Linked DNA regions of Homo sapiens: region 1 is linked to region 2. Evidence: chromatin contacts called from ENCODE POLR2A ChIA-PET data. All regions are on one chromosome and are shown on one strand. The core of a region is the stretch at or near the end of the contact, and the rest is flanking DNA. Distances in the headings are between cores, read along the strand shown.

Region 1 (7,721 bases), core at 3,808-6,307, about 69 Mb before region 2:
AGCTGGGACTATAGGCGCCCGCCACCACGCCTGGCCAATCTTTTATTTTTAGTAGAGACTGGGTTTCGACATATTGGCCAGGCTGGTCTCAAACTCCTGAGCTCAAGTGATCCGCCCCCTCAGCCTCTCAAAATGCTGGGATTATAGGTGTGAGCCACTGAGCCCAGCCTATACTTTGGTTCTGACCACTAAGAAGCACAGTAGTTAGTGTTATAATGTACTACATAGTGTAACGTATGTACACCATACATTCTAGGCACCCAGTAAATATTTCAGCATTGGCAGACTGACTTCAGCCCTCAGAGGAGCCTCTCTAGGGCTTAAAGAAATAAGTCTCCAATTAGCTACAATTATTGCCAGACCCATAAGCATGATACCCTCCCATGTATCTGTTCCCTCATTATTGATTGAGTTCTGACTACTGCCCGGCTACGTTATGGTCTATGTATCTAGCCATCCTAGGCATTGGAAACCCAGCAGTTTATAGCACATGCTATTGGTGTTCAGCTCATATTTTCCTCAGAACATGCTAAAGGCCACGTTCGAACAGTTTCCTTTCTTTTTGTTTTTTTATTGAGATAGAGTCTCACTCTGTTGTCCAGGCTGGAGTGCAGTGGCACAATCTTGGCTCACTGCAACCTCTGCCTCCCAGGTTCAGGCGACTCTCGTGCCTCAGCCTCCCAAATAGCTGAGACTACAGGCGTGCGCCACTATGCCCAGGTAATTTTTTGTATTTTTAGTAGAGATGGGGTTTCACCGTGTGGGCCAGGATGGTCTCGAACTCCTGACCTCAAGTGATCTGCCTGCCTCTGCCTCCCAAAGTGCTGGGATTACAAGCATGAGCCACCGCACCCGTCCCAGTTTCCTTTCTCTGTTTTTTTGTTTGTTTTTTTTTTTGACGGAGTTTTGTTCTTGTTGCCCAGGCTGCAGGCTGGAGTACAATGGCACAATCTCGGCTCACCGCAACCTCCGCCTCTTGGGTTCAAGCTATTCTCCTGTCTAAGCCTCCCGAGTCGCTAGGATTACAGGCATGCACCACCACGCCCAGCTAATTTTGTATTTTTAGTAGAGACAGGGTTTCTCCATGTTGGTCAGGCTGGTCTCGAACTCCTGACCTCAGGTGATCCGCCCAACTCAGCCTCCCAAAGTGCTGGGATTACAGGCGCGAGCCACCGTGCCCAGCCAATTTCCTTTCTTAAAAAAATTTTTTGTAGAGACGGAGTCTGGCTGTGTTACCCAGGCAGGTCTTGATCTCCTGGCCTCAAGTAATCCTCCTGCTTCAGCCTCCTGAGTTGCTGGGATGACAGATATGAACCACAGCACCCTGGTGGACACAATTTTCTTTCTTTCTTTTTTTTTTTTTTTTGAGACGGAGTCTCGCTCTGTCACCCAGGCTGGAGTGCAGTGGCGCGATCTCGGCTCACCACAAGCTCCACCTCCCAGGTTCACGCCATTCTCCTGCCTCAGCCTCCCGAGTAGCTGGGACTACAGGCGTCCGCCACCGCGCCCAGCTAATTTTTTGTATTTTTAGTAGAGACGGGGTTTCACCATGTTAGCCAGGATGGTCTCGATCAACTGACCTCGTGATCCGCCTGCCTCAGCCTCCCAAAGTGTTGGGATTACAGGCGTGAGCCGCCGCGCCCAGCCTACACAATTTTCTTACAAGCAGTTTCCTGTGTCTCTCTTGCCTCAGATGTTCTCTGCCCACGGAAGCCTCCTTGGGAGGAGCAGAGTCAAAATGTTAGGGAATTAATTCCCCTAGAGTGATCCTGGACCCATGAGGGATGAGAGATGGTGAATAAATACCCTAGCTTCAAGGCCAAGCACAGTGGCTCACACTAGTCATCCCAGCACTTTGAGATGCCAAGGCAGGAGGATCACATGAGCCCAGGAGTTCGAGACCAGCCTGGGCAACATAGTAAGACTTCGTCTCTACAAAAAATAAAAATTAAATTAAAAATTAGCTGGGCACGGTGGCGTTTGCCTGTAGTCCCAGCTACTTAGGAGGCTGGGGTGAAAGGATCACTTGAGCCCAAGAGATTGAGGCTGAAGTGAGCTATAATCACACCACCACATCCCAGTCTGTGTGACAGAGTGAAAGCCTGTCATACACACACACACACACACACACACACGTGCACACACAAACACAAAAGAAAATAAAAGAAAATCACCCTAGCTTGCTCAACTTTCTTTTTTTTTTTTCTTTTTGAGACGGAGTTTTGCTCTGTTGCCCAGGCTGGGGTGTGGTGGCATGATCTCAGCTCATGATCTCAGCTCACTGCAACCTCTACCTCCCAGGTTCAAGCGATTCTCCTGCCTCAGCCTCCTGAGTAGCTGGAATTACAGGTGCGTGCCACCACTTCCAACAGATTTTTGTATTTTTAGTAGAGACGGGGTTTCACCATGTTGACCAGATTGGTCTTGAACTCCTGACCTCAGGTAATCTGCCTGCCTTGGCCTCCCAAAGTGCTGGGATTACAGGCGTGAGCCACCACACCCGGCCTCAACTTTCTTTAAAAAAAAAAAAAAAAAAAAAAAATATATATATATATATATATATATATATATATAAAATTTACTTTACTTATATAGAGACAGAGTCTCACTGTGTTTGCCAGGTTGGTCCTGAACTGTTAGCCTCAAGCAATCTTCCTGCCTCAGCCTTCCAAAGTGCTAGGATTACAGGTATGAGCCACTGTGCACCATCCTCAACTTTTTTTTTTCTTTTTTTCTTTTTTTTTGCACTGTTGCCCAGGCTGGAGTGTAGTGGTGCAATCTCGGCTCACTGCAGCAACCTCTGCCTCCCAAGAGATTTTCCTGCCTCAGCCTCCCAAGCAGCTGGGATTACAGGCATGTGCCACCACGACTGGCTAATTTTTGTATTTTTAGTAGAAATGGGGTTTCACCATGTTGGCCAGGCTGGTCTCGAACTCCTGAGCTCATGTGATCTGCCCACCTCAGCCTCCCAAAATGCTGGGATTACAGGCGTGAGCCACTGCGCCCGGCCCCAGTCCTCAAGTTTCATTGAGACAATCCTCAGGCATGTCCTAGACAGTTGGAGGGTCCCTCACAGGACTGAACCCCAGTGCCCAAGGCAGTAACCCACTCATTAACACACACTTTCTTGGCTTTCCTCTCTTTCCTGTTTTACATCCTTGCTCCGTCAATGAATTTACTGGAATCAACTGCAAAATAAACAACTTGCTCTGAAATCCTTTTCTCAAGGTCTAAGACTGTGGTGATCAAGACAGCCAAGGTCCCTACTCTCCCAAAACAACACACGGGTTTGCGTTCAAACCGTGTACAGCTCCTGCACCTGTCCATGCATCCGTGGAGCTCTGTCAGGCGCCGACTCCCCGCCTTGGTGTGCAAAGCATCCACATTTTGGGTCACCAACCAGTACAGCTTTCCGAGTTTCTCCCAGGTGCTCAAAGCCCAGTGTGCAGGGTTAGGCTGGTGGGAGGAGAATTGAGGCCAGCCTACGAAGTTTCTCGCCCAGTACCGCTGGCGGATTGGGGCACTCCGGACAAAATCACCATGCTGGATGGGCCTGCGGTCAGTGCGGGCATAAAGCCCCACTTTTTCTGACCTGTAGTCTGGTATCCCCGATTCGGTGGAGATTCCTGCCCCAGTCATCACAAGGAGTCTCTTGGAAAGGGTGATGAAGCGCTGTAACTCTTTGACCTTCTCAGGGTCCAGAGGAGGACTTGCTGGCACAAATAACCCAATGGAGGCTTTCGAGCACGGCTGGCTGGGGTTTGCGATCCAACGGCCTTTTGCTGACCTGAAAGTCAACGCAAAGCTCATCTTCATTCTAGAGAAAAAGAAGCCTCATGTGAGAAACTGGGGTGGTTTTTTTTTTTTCTCATTTTTTGTTTGTTTGTTTTCGTTTTGTTTTTTGAGACAGAGTCTCCCTCTGTTGCCCAGGCTAGAGTACAGTGGCATGATCTTGGCTCACTGTAACCGCCGCCTCCCGGGTTCAAGTGATTCTCCTGCCTCAGCCTCCAGAATAGCTGGGACTACATGGCCACCATGCCCGGCTAATTATTGTATTTTTAGTAGAGGCAGGGTTTCACCATGTTGGCCAGGCTAGTCTCGAACTCCTGAGCTCTAGTGATCTGCCCGCCTCGGCCTCCCAACGTGCTGGAATTACAGGTGTGAGCCTCTGAGTCTGGCCCTAATGAGTCAGGTTTTGTTTGATTTTGTTCATGTAATTAAGCACACACACGCATTCCTTTTATTTTTTCATTTCCCCCTTATTTTAGTTTACCCTCCACTGCAAGCTCTGCTACTTGGACACATCAGAGAGACAAGACCCCTGCCCGTCAGCTTTTCTAGCTGTAACAATAGAGGGCCGGGTGCGGTGGCTCACGTCTGAAATCCCAGCACTTTGGGAGGCCGACGCAGGCAGATCACTTGAGATCAGGAGTTCGAGACATGCCTGGCCAACATGGTGAAACCCCGACTCTACTAAAAATACAAAAAAAATTAGCCGGGCATTGTGGCACGTGCCCGTAATCCCAGCTACTAGGGAGGCTGAGGCAGGAGAATTGCTTGAACCCGGGAGGCGGAGGTTGCAGTGAGCCGAGATCGCGCCGTTGCACTCCAGCCTGGGCGAAGAAGCAAGACTCCGTATCAAAAAAAAAAAAAAAAAGAAAAAGAAAAAACTTTGACATATTATTTGACACAATGCAATGCATAAATCCTCTAGTGACATGCACCCCGTATGTAAACATTATTTTATGTTTGGCTTTCCAGATCTGAGATCAGGACCCCGCTTTCTCCTTGACATTCCACAGCAAAACGTGAACAGCTGAACAAACACACAGTCCGGTTTCCCGAGACCAAAGGGTCAGGGGAAACCCCCGCTGAAAACGTGCATCAGTGGAACAACTACTCTCTTCCAGGTCCCACCGAGGGCAAAGAGGAGAAATAGAATCCCTCACAAGAAATCCACAACTTCTAGAAATCCGCAGCACACACAGAACACACTTACCTCTCACAGCTCTACGGACACTTCACACCCCACAGTGGGACCGTCTGATTGCATTTGCATTTTGGGACATGTAGTCCAGAAAGCTTAAATGATGCGAGAAAAACCACAAGTCCCACAATCCTCCGCGTCTCGCAATTGACAGCCCCAGATCATCCAGGAACGCCCCCTGTCGGCTCTTTCTGGTCAGAGGTTCCCCCGTTAATATAAAAGCTTTTAATCATGGATTTTTTTCTTTGTTTTCAATTTCTGTGGGCACTTAGTAGGTGTATATATTTATAGTGTACATAAGATTTTTTTTCTTTTTTCTTTTTTTTTTTTAAGACGGAGTTGTTGTTTTTTTTTTTTGAAAAAACTCCAGTCTGGAGTGCAGTGGCACGATCTCGGCTCACTGCAACCTCCCTCTCCCGGGTTCAACCGATTCTCCTGCCTCAGCCTCCCGAGTAGCTGGGATTATTTTTGTATTTTTAGTAGAGACGGGGGTTTCGCCATGTTGGCCAGGCTCGTCTTGAACTCCTAACCTCAGGTGATCCGCACGCCTTGACCTCCCAAAGTGCTGGGATTATAGGCGTGAGCCACTGCGCCCGGCCATCTTTTCTCTTATTTTTTGTCTTTTTTTCTTTTCTCTGTGCCTGTCTATGCTTTACCCACATGAGATGTTTTGATACAAACATGCAATGTGAAATGAGCACGTCATTAATCATGGATCTAGATTTGACTTTTTTTTAAAGTTTTTGTATTTTTAGTAGAGACAGAGTTTCACCATGTTGGCCAGGCTGGTCTCGAACTCCCGACCTCAGGTGATCCGCCAACCTCGGCCCCCCAAAATGCTGGGATTACAGGCCTGAGCCACTGTTCCCGGCCTAGATTTGACTCATTCTAAACATCAGAGTTTGTGATCCTTTTCATTCACAACGACAGTATCAAGTTATTTGCTATTGGTAAAATACCTTGAACTTGTGAAGAAATGTGTTTATACATATCTGAAAAAGTGATAGTTTGTTGTTGTTGTTGTTGTTGTTTGTTTGTTTGTTTTTGAGACGGAGTCTCGCTCTGTTGCCCAGGCTGGAGTGCAATGGTGCCATTTCGGCTCACTGCAACCTCCGCCTCCCGGGTTCAAGCAATTCTCCTGCCTCAGCCTCCTGAGTAGCAGGGATTATGGGCGCATGCCACTACGCCCGGTTAATTTTTTTATTTTTAGTAGAGACAAGGTTTCACCATGTTAGCCAGGATGGTCTTGATCTCCTGACCTCGTGATCTGCCCACCCTAGCCTCCCAAAGTACTGGGATTACAGGCGTAAGCCACTGTGCCCAGCCAAAAGTGATGTTTTTACAGTTAATATGAAGCCAAATATATTATACCTGGACTAATGTACTTAACCTGCTTGGCTTCTCCAATTTTATTTATCATATTTTTTTTATTAAGTTAATCAAACAAGGCCTGCGTCTCACTCCCAGGGATTCTGATCTACAAATTTCCTAATTGTTCCTAATGTGTAGACAACCAGAACTGCCGCTCTGCAGCATCACCTAAATCAATAAATGTATAAGTGTCTTTGGACATAAAGGTGGGCGGCCAGCAGGGACCTTGAAGACCACCTAAGGACTCCCTTCCCCCATTTTAAGATGAATTGGGCTGAGTGCAGTGGTTCCCACCTGTAATACCAACACTTTGGGAGGCCAAGGCAGGAGGATCACTTGAGCCCAAAAGTTCAAGACCAGCTTGGGCAACATAGTGAGACCCACTCACTACAAAAAATAAACAAAATTAGCGGGGTGTGGTGGTGTGTGCCTGTAGTCCCAGCTACTCAAGAGGCTCAGGTGGGAGGATCACTTTGAGCCCAGGAGATCGAGGCTGCAGTGAGCCATAATTGTGCGACTGCACTTCAGCCTGGGTGACAAAGTGAGATCCCATCTCTTCAAAAAATAATAATAATAAATAAAGATGAACTGAAGTGCAGAGAAGTAATGTGGAAGCTTGAGAAAGAGTTTTTAGGTTTTTGGTTCTATCATTGTATCTTTGGAGGTAATATTGGCAAAATGACCATTTAGTAGTTTGCCCATTTCTGCTTTTTTTTTTTCTTTTTTTTGAGACAGGGTCTCGTTCTGTCACCCAGGCTGGAGTGCAGTTGTGACATCACAGCTCACTGCAGTTTCTACTTCCCAGGCCCAAGGGATCCTCCAACCTCATCCTCTCGAGTAGCTGAGATCACAGGCATCCACCACCACGCCCAGCTAAATTTTGTTATTTTTTATTTTTGTCGAGACACGGTCTCACTATGTTGCTCAGGCTGGTCTCAAACTCCTGAACTCAAGGAAAGCTCTTGCTTTGGCCTCCCAAAGTGCTGGGATTACAGGTGTGAGCCACCATGCCGGGCCTGCTTATTTCGACTTGGCAGCATCGTTTCATGAAGCCCCTGACTCTGTGACAACATACAGCTCTCCAGAAAGATGCTTTGAAGACAAAACAGAATAGAGCACACAGCCCTCCATGTCTCTTCCAAGTCACTATATTCATTAAAAGATAAATGACTCTGGTCATTGCCTTTTCCTGCACAAGATAATGTCTGATGGGGTTAGTGATGATACCTCTGTAATCCATAACCAGATATACTCTTGCACCCAAACTTTGATATGATTGTGCTTTAATGTAACTTTGAAGCAAGTTTAATGTGATTTTGCAGGCGCCGTACACTCACCACTTGTATATGAGTGGCTGAAATTC
Region 2 (7,558 bases), core at 1,026-3,525:
AGAATCAGCTCAAGTAATCAATCTATGGTGACAGAAATCAGAATAATGGTTACTTTGGGAATTTATGGCCGGTGAAGGTACATAAGGGAATCCTCAGGTCTTGGAAAGGCTCTATATCTTGTTTTGGGTGGGGATTACATGGATATATATATGTGTGTGAGTATATACATGTATATATAGACATGTATATATGTATACACGTATCTATACACGTGTATATATGTATACACACACACGTACATATGTATACACACACATACACGTACATATGTACACACACATATACACGTACATATGTATACACACATATACACGTACATATGTATACACACATATACACGTACATATGTATACACACATACACGTACATATGTATACACACACATACACGTACATATGTATACACACACATACATACACGTACATATGTATACACACATACATACACGTACATATGTATACACACATACATACACGTACATATGTATATACATGTAAAAATTTATCAAGGTATACACATACTGTGTACATGTTATGCCCCAATAAACACAGAAACAAAAAGTAATATATGCTCATCAAATATTTAAGCAATGCAGAAGTGTATACAACATAAAGAAAACCGTGATTAACATTTTTATGTATGTCTCCCTGAACTCCTCTGATCACATCCATATTTCTTTCTTCAAACTGTCGCTGATATCCATGCTATCCAAAGCCTTTGATCTATGTGTAGCACCAAACCAAGTGACATAAATGAAAAGTTTCAACCTTCATGTGACAAAGTTCAGCAGCAATACTGAGCCCCTCCTTCACATAAAGAGTAGTGGGAAATACAAACATGAGTAAGTCACAACCAGTGCTCTCAAAGAATTCACAGTCCAGGGAGAGAAACTACAGGGACTACCGGCCAAACAAAAACCCCAAGAACTGTAATATCAAGCCACGCAGTAGAGTTTCACAGGGCCATTAAAACGAGTTCAAACTATTGTACAAGGAATGACACCTTACAGTTGTATAGAGCTTGCAGCTTTCAGTTTTTTCACATACAGGCTCACAAACTTAACCCTATGAAGTAGTCATTATAAATGTCATTATAAATATTATCCTTGTTTTATAAGTAATGAAGAAGTTAAATTACTTGCCTGGACGGCTAGTGGAAGAGTTGGGACTAAAACCTAAGTATTCTGACTCCTAATACATTGGTTACTCATAAATCCGCCGCCAGCAGTACCTGCTCACTTCCAGATGGAAACAGCAAGCTGATAACAGCCTAGTCCACTGGCCAGGTTAACGACGAGGCCGGGCCATTCAATGCCCTTCCACCACGAGGCCTTACGGAGCAGTCCCGGGGAGGACTGAGGCCTCCAACTGCATTCTCACACTGCCTCTAACCCATCTACCTCTAGCTATCCTCAGACCACCAAATATCGGGAGAGGGTGGGAGGGGGAACAGCCTAGGATGACAGCAGGTGGCCTCAGTATTGGGATCCACATTCACTGGATTTACAGAGCCTCCTTCCTTCCCAGTTCTTCTCTCCATTCCCACGCTTCCACTTTGGTCTTCCAACTTTTTCCTCTTTCAGTTGTCCACCACTTCTCCAATCTGCTTTCCCTCAGCCACCCACATCCACCCCTTTTCTGGTCCCCTCTCTACCTTAAGAAGCTGCTAGAGGTTTTTCACCATTCCACTGAACTTTGTCTTTCTGTTCACATTTCCTTGTCTACTTGGACAAGAAGGCCGGAAATCTGCTTTTAGACAACACAGCCCACGGCCGCCACCGGGTGAGAGACCTGGGACCCTTCGCTGCTTTGGCGCTGGGGCACAGCTGTTCAGAGGTTCTCCACGTTGGCTGAGCGATGTCTGAGTTCCCCCGCCTTTCTAGGGAGGGAGGGATAGACATAAACTTGACTTTCAACATTGAGGACAGTTGACTACCTAGAGGAAAGGCGGTGGCCGGGAGTCACCGCCCCAACCCTCAGCTGAAGGCCATGTGGCATGGAGGGTCCGGACTCCAGCTCCTACTCTGGCACCTTCCGAAATGAAACCACCTCCGCGGCACCTCGGAGGGGCTGAGTAACCAGACCCACTGACCGTCCATCCCTGTCCCGGGAGAGAGCCTCCGGGACCTCCCGCTCGGCCAGGGCCAGAGGGTCCCCTCCCCACCCCCACCCCTCGCTCCTGGCTCCCGTGCTCCCCTCCCTTCCCTGACCGCCCTCCCAGCCCGCCGCCCCCGGCGGCTGGCGCGGGCGGTGCAGCATGCGGCAAAGCTCTTTGCATAAATTATGCTCATGACGCAGCAGCTAAAAAAATCCAAGTAGCAGAAGGAGGGAAAAAAGGGGGGGAGGGAAAAGGGGGGGGTCGTGGAAGGGGGAACGAAGAAAAATATATACCTGACCGCCCCCCCACCCGGCTTCCCCTTCCCGCTTCCCGGCCGTCCCCTCTCCGCCCGGCTTAGCCTGCGGAGCCCCCTTCGGCTCTGCCCAGCCCAGGCTGGGGGCCTGGGGGCGGCGGCGGGTCCCGACCAGCTCCCGGGCCGAGCCGAGCCCAGCCAAGCCGCACTGGCTTCTTTGTCTGCGGGCGGCGGCCGCCGTGGCCCCGGCCCCGGCCCCGGCCCCCTGGCCCGGGCTGTGAGATGAATCTCTAATCGGTGGCCGCCAGACACCCGCGGCGAAGGCGGCTCGGGCTCGGGCTCCGGTAAGTAGCGGGGTCCGGGGCGGGGAGGGGTTTGCACGGAGGGGGAGGGGGCCGGGCAGGGGAGGTTTCGGGTTTGGTTAATATGCAATGCCCGTAATTAGCATAATTTATATATTTATGATAAAGAGAAAAAAAGCCGCGGGGCCGGGGCGGCGGGATGCTGGGCCGGGGCGGCGGGGAGCTGCGGGAGCGGGACAGCGCGCGGTTGCCCAGCTGGGGCTAGACACCCGGGGGCCGCGCCCTCGCCCGCCCGCGGGCCGCTCTGGACCTGGAGCGGAGGGGGCGGCCGCCAGGTGGACCCGGTGGGGAACCCCGACCTGGCCCCTCCCCGTTTCTGCCCCTGGAGCCCTTGTGGGGTGCGGACCACAGGGGACGCTCTGTACACAGAACCAGTGGCGACCAGAAGCGGATCCTTGCCTCTCTGGAGAACACGGACGCCTGGGTTCCCGGCGGTTAGGGCCAGCTGGGGCGGCCAGGGTGACCTGTCACGGTTCTCCCGAATGAACAAACTCCGGGACGACCGGTGGGACCCGGGGGTAGGGACCCAGGCGTTGCTGGAAGGGTGGGTCAGTGATGGGAGGGCCACCTTCTAGCAGAGCATGAGCACTTCATAAATATTTAATATCGATATTATTATTAATAAATAGTCATAATAATGGGCCCGATGCAGGCTCCCTGGGCAGGCTCACCTGGCAAGGCCAAGGGAGCTCCCAGCATACCCTCTAACCTCCACTTTCGCGGCAGAATACCCCACTCAGCCCGACTGGAAGCCTAAAACCTTCACAGAATAGCCTCTGCGGCTGGGCAGGGGGAAATCAGAAGAGTTCGGGAAGCATTCCTGGGCCAAAGAAAAGAGGCTCTTTGCAGAGATTTTTAACCTCATCTGCCCTTCCCAAATTCCTTGTTCCAAAAGTAGAGGGCTGGTCTTCAATTGTTCATATACATGTGTCCCATGCCCCTTATTTAGCAATCTAAGGCAGCCACCATTGACTGGCAGAGGCCTTCTGAGGAATAATTCCATATATTCCATTTTCATTCAAGTCCTGGTCCTCAAAGTGATACTTCTGTGACCTGGTACTCCGCTTATCTGCTGTAGAACTTCATTTCTTCATTAGTTCAACAAAAATACCCACTCAGTGCCATGCTCTGAACAATTCAGACAAAACTTCTATCATGGAGTTTTTATTCTGGGGGTGGACAAGTAGATGCTAAACATTAAAACTAACAAGGTAATACCATAGAGTGATTGTGTGTCAGTGTGTGTGTATGTAGCCATTTATTCTGTTTTGTTCCTGGAAGTACTAGCTGGCAGTTAAGAAAAGTGACTCAGAAAAAATTTGCTCCTGTAAGGTTTTTCTGCATTTTGAAGGAACTTGGGATAAGCTCATATTCTTGTCCCCAAGATTTACTCACCATAAAATTATCAGAGTAATCTTTTACATTTTCTTTTTTTTGAGACAGAGTCTAGCTGATTTTTTTGTATCTTAGTAGAGATGGGGTTTCACCGTGTTGCCCAGGCTGGTCTCGAACTCCTTAGCTCAGGCAATCCAACCGTCTTGGCCTCCCAAAGTGCTGGGATTACAGGCGTGAGCCACCGTGCCTGGCCATCTTTTACATTTTTAAAATGCTTTATAATTTAAAACATTTTTATATGCATGCTTTACTTCAGTTCAAAATAATAGCAATGATAATAACAAACATATATATAGTGTTTGCTTCATGCTAGGCCCTGTTTTAAGTGCCTTCCATAAATATTATCAATTTAATCCTCACAATAACCCATGAGGTGGTTACTATAATTTGGTTCCATTTTGGATAAGGAAACGGAGGCTTATAGGGATTACCTCTAGTAGAAGCAGTACTCAAGCTGGGTCTTCTGCCTTTAAACCTGCCTTTGACCCCTCATGTCAAAATGAGGGTTCATGAGGCAGAAGAGAGAGTGGGATGCAGGAGAAACTGGCCACAGGAGGAAGGCTTGGAATGAGAAATTAGACGGGCGCTTTAGGAAGGGGCCAGTGTGGTCTGGGTTCTCCAGAACCCAATACTACACCTTGGAAATCTCTCTTTTTTTTTTTTTTTTTTTTTTGAGACAGGGTTTCACTCTGTCGCTCAGTCTGGAGTGCAGTGGCGCGATCTTGGTCTCACTGCAACCTCCACCTCCCGGGTTCAAGCAATTCTCCCACCTCGGCCTCCCAACTAGCTGGAACTATAGGCGCACACCACCATGCCTGGCTAATTTTTGTATTTTCAGTAGAGACGGGGTTTCACCATGTTGGCCAAGCTGGTCTTGAACTTCTGACCTCAAGTAATCCGCCCGCCTCGGCCTCCCAAAGTGCTAGGATTACAGACGTGAACCACCACACCCGGCCTGTACCACGTCTTTGAAATCATTTTTAAGTAGCCCCAGTACTGGAAATGGAGGCAAAACATTTGAAGTAGGGTGTGTGTTTTGAGGGAAAAGGTAGGAAATAATAAGAGGCTAAGTGATGTGGCTATGACGTGACCTCGTATCTTCAATTGTTTTCAGCCCATATTCATGAACCTAGTTATATACCAGATATTATCTTAGGCACCAGGGATATGATGATAAGCAGACATGATCCCTGCCTTCCTGGAGCTTACAGTCTACTAGGAACATACCTACTTTTCATTTTTCACATTTCTTTTTTTTTTCTTTTTTGAGACAGGTTCTCACTCTGCTGTCACCCAGGATGGGGTGCAGTGGCACAATCTTGGCTCACTGCAGCTTCACCTTCTTGGGCTCAAGCGATTCTCTGGCCTCAGCCTCCCAAGTAGCTGGGACTACAGGCCTGCGCCACCACACCCAGCTAATTTTTTATTTGTTTGTTTGGGTTTGTTATGTTTTGGTAGAGATAGGGTTGCACCATGTTGGCCAGGCTGCCCTCCAACTCCTGACCTCAAGTGATCCACCCGCCTCAGCCTCCCAAAGTGCTGGGATTACAGGTGTGAGCTACTACCCTTGACTCTACTCTCCTATTTATTTGGTCACCTCATCATTCTTTTTCCTTTCTCTGGCCTGTGTGTGCCTAGCTGTTAGCCTACCAACAGCTTGGCAAGACTGTTATCTCTGCTCATGGTTCAGGGTGTGGGGACAGGCGTCGGTGTGGAGCAGAATTGAGATCCTCTGTTTTCCAGTGTGTCCTGAGCCTTGGGGACCAGAGCAGTCCCCATCAGCCTTACCCCCATTTCCTGAGAGGAGGTTCTGTGTGGTGTCAGGAGGATGGGGTCCGGGGCAGGTCGACAGAGCCTTGAAGTTTGAATCTGCCACTGACTCTCCTGTGCCCTTGGTCAAGTCACCTGACCTCTCTCTACCTCTATGTACATATAGATAAAAATGAAGATGATTGTGGTAAGAGTCATGCTAAGCATTTCATTTACATGATCTCATATCACCATCATAACAATCCCATAGGGCTTGCCTATTTAATCACCATTTTATTTATTTATTTATTTATTTATTTTTATTTATTTATTTTTTTGACATAGAGTCTCACTGTGTCTCCCAGACAGGAGTGCAATGGCATGATCTCGGCTCACTGCAACCTCCGCCTCCCGGTTCAAGCGATTCTCCTGCCTTAGCTACCCAAGTAACTGAGATTACAGGCACCCGCCACCACACCCAGCTAAGTTTTGTATTTTTAGTAGAGATGGGGTTTCCCCATGTTGGCCAGGCTGGTCTTGAACTCCTGACCTCAGGTGATCCTCCTGCCTTGGCCTCCCAAAGTGCTGGAATTACAGGTGTGAGCCACTGCGCCTGGCCTAGTCACCATTTTAAAGATAACGAAATTAGGCCGGATGTGGTGGCTCACGCCTGTAATCCCAGAACTTTGGGAGGCCGAGGTGGGCAGATCACAAAGTCAGGAGTTCGAGACCAGCCTGGCCAATATGGGGAAACCCCGTCTCTACTAAAAATACAAAAATTAGCTGAGCAAGGTGGTGGGCGCCTGTAGTCCCAGCTACTCGGGAGGTTGAGGCAGGAGAATCGTTTGAACCTGGGAGGCAGAGGTTGCAGTTAGCCGAGATCATGCCACTGCACTCCAGCCTGGGCAACAAGAGCAAGTCCTCGTCTCAAAAAAATAAAATAAAATAAAATAAACCATAGAAATGGGCCAGGTATGGTGGCTCATGCCAGTAATACCAGCACTTTGGGAGGCTGAGGTGGGAAGATAATTTGAGCCCAGGAGTTGGAAACCAGCTTAGGCAACATGGAAAGACCCTGTCTCTGAAAAAAAATGATAATAAAACCAGAAATGGATCTGAGTTTAAAAGTCTGAATCCCATACAAGTTCCATTTTCCTACATAGGACAAGATTCTTTTACATAAAATTTCATGTCTGAAATACAGGCCTCCCTGGGAACAAGCACCACATAAAACTGCATTAGAGGCCGGGCGCGGTGGCTCACGCCTGTAATCCCAGCACTTTGGGAGGCCAAGGCGGGTGAATCATCTGAGGTCAGGAGTTCCTGACTAACCTGGGCAACATGGTGAAACCCCGTCTCTACTAAAAATACAAAAATCAGCCTGGTGCGGTGATGCGCACCTGTAGTCCCAGCTACTCAGGAGGCCGAGGCAGAAGAATTGCTTGAACCTGGGAGGCGGAGGTTGCAGTAAGCCGAGATCCCGCCGCTGCACTCCAACCTGGGTGACAGAGCGAGACTCCGCCTCGAAAAAAAAAAACAACTGCATTAGGTCATTAGGTGTTAGGTGTCCCTCTTGTAGATTCTTTACTGCTTTCTGTTCACCCACCATGAAACTTAAGCATACTGTATTGTAGTTACCTTCTTATTTCCTTGACTCCCATATTGGACTATAGCTTTCTTTTTTTTTTTTTTTTTTTTTTT

Evidence for each region. ChIA-PET counts read pairs that join two places held with the same protein, here RNA polymerase II (POLR2A).
Region 1: POLR2A ChIA-PET joins it to region 2 with 10 read pairs in activated B cell. The contact joins the promoter of SIRT4 here to the promoter of POU6F1 in region 2. POLR2A ChIA-PET finds 5 or more read pairs at or near these places in 2 of 52 experiments (HepG2 and activated B cell).

The regions. Positions count from the first base shown.
Region 1 is chr12:120,299,657-120,307,377 of GRCh38, reverse strand. SIRT4 (sirtuin 4) reads right to left here and starts at 5,057. Exons shown (of 4, transcript NM_012240.3): 1 at 5,000-5,057; 2 at 3,320-3,817. The coding sequence starts at 3,816.
Region 2 is chr12:51,212,779-51,220,336 of GRCh38, reverse strand. POU6F1 (POU class 6 homeobox 1) reads left to right here and starts at 2,275. Exons shown (of 11, transcript NM_001330422.2): 1 at 2,275-2,695. RefSeq lists an enhancer at 1,892-1,951 and silencers at 2,102-2,251, 2,452-2,611, 2,842-3,101.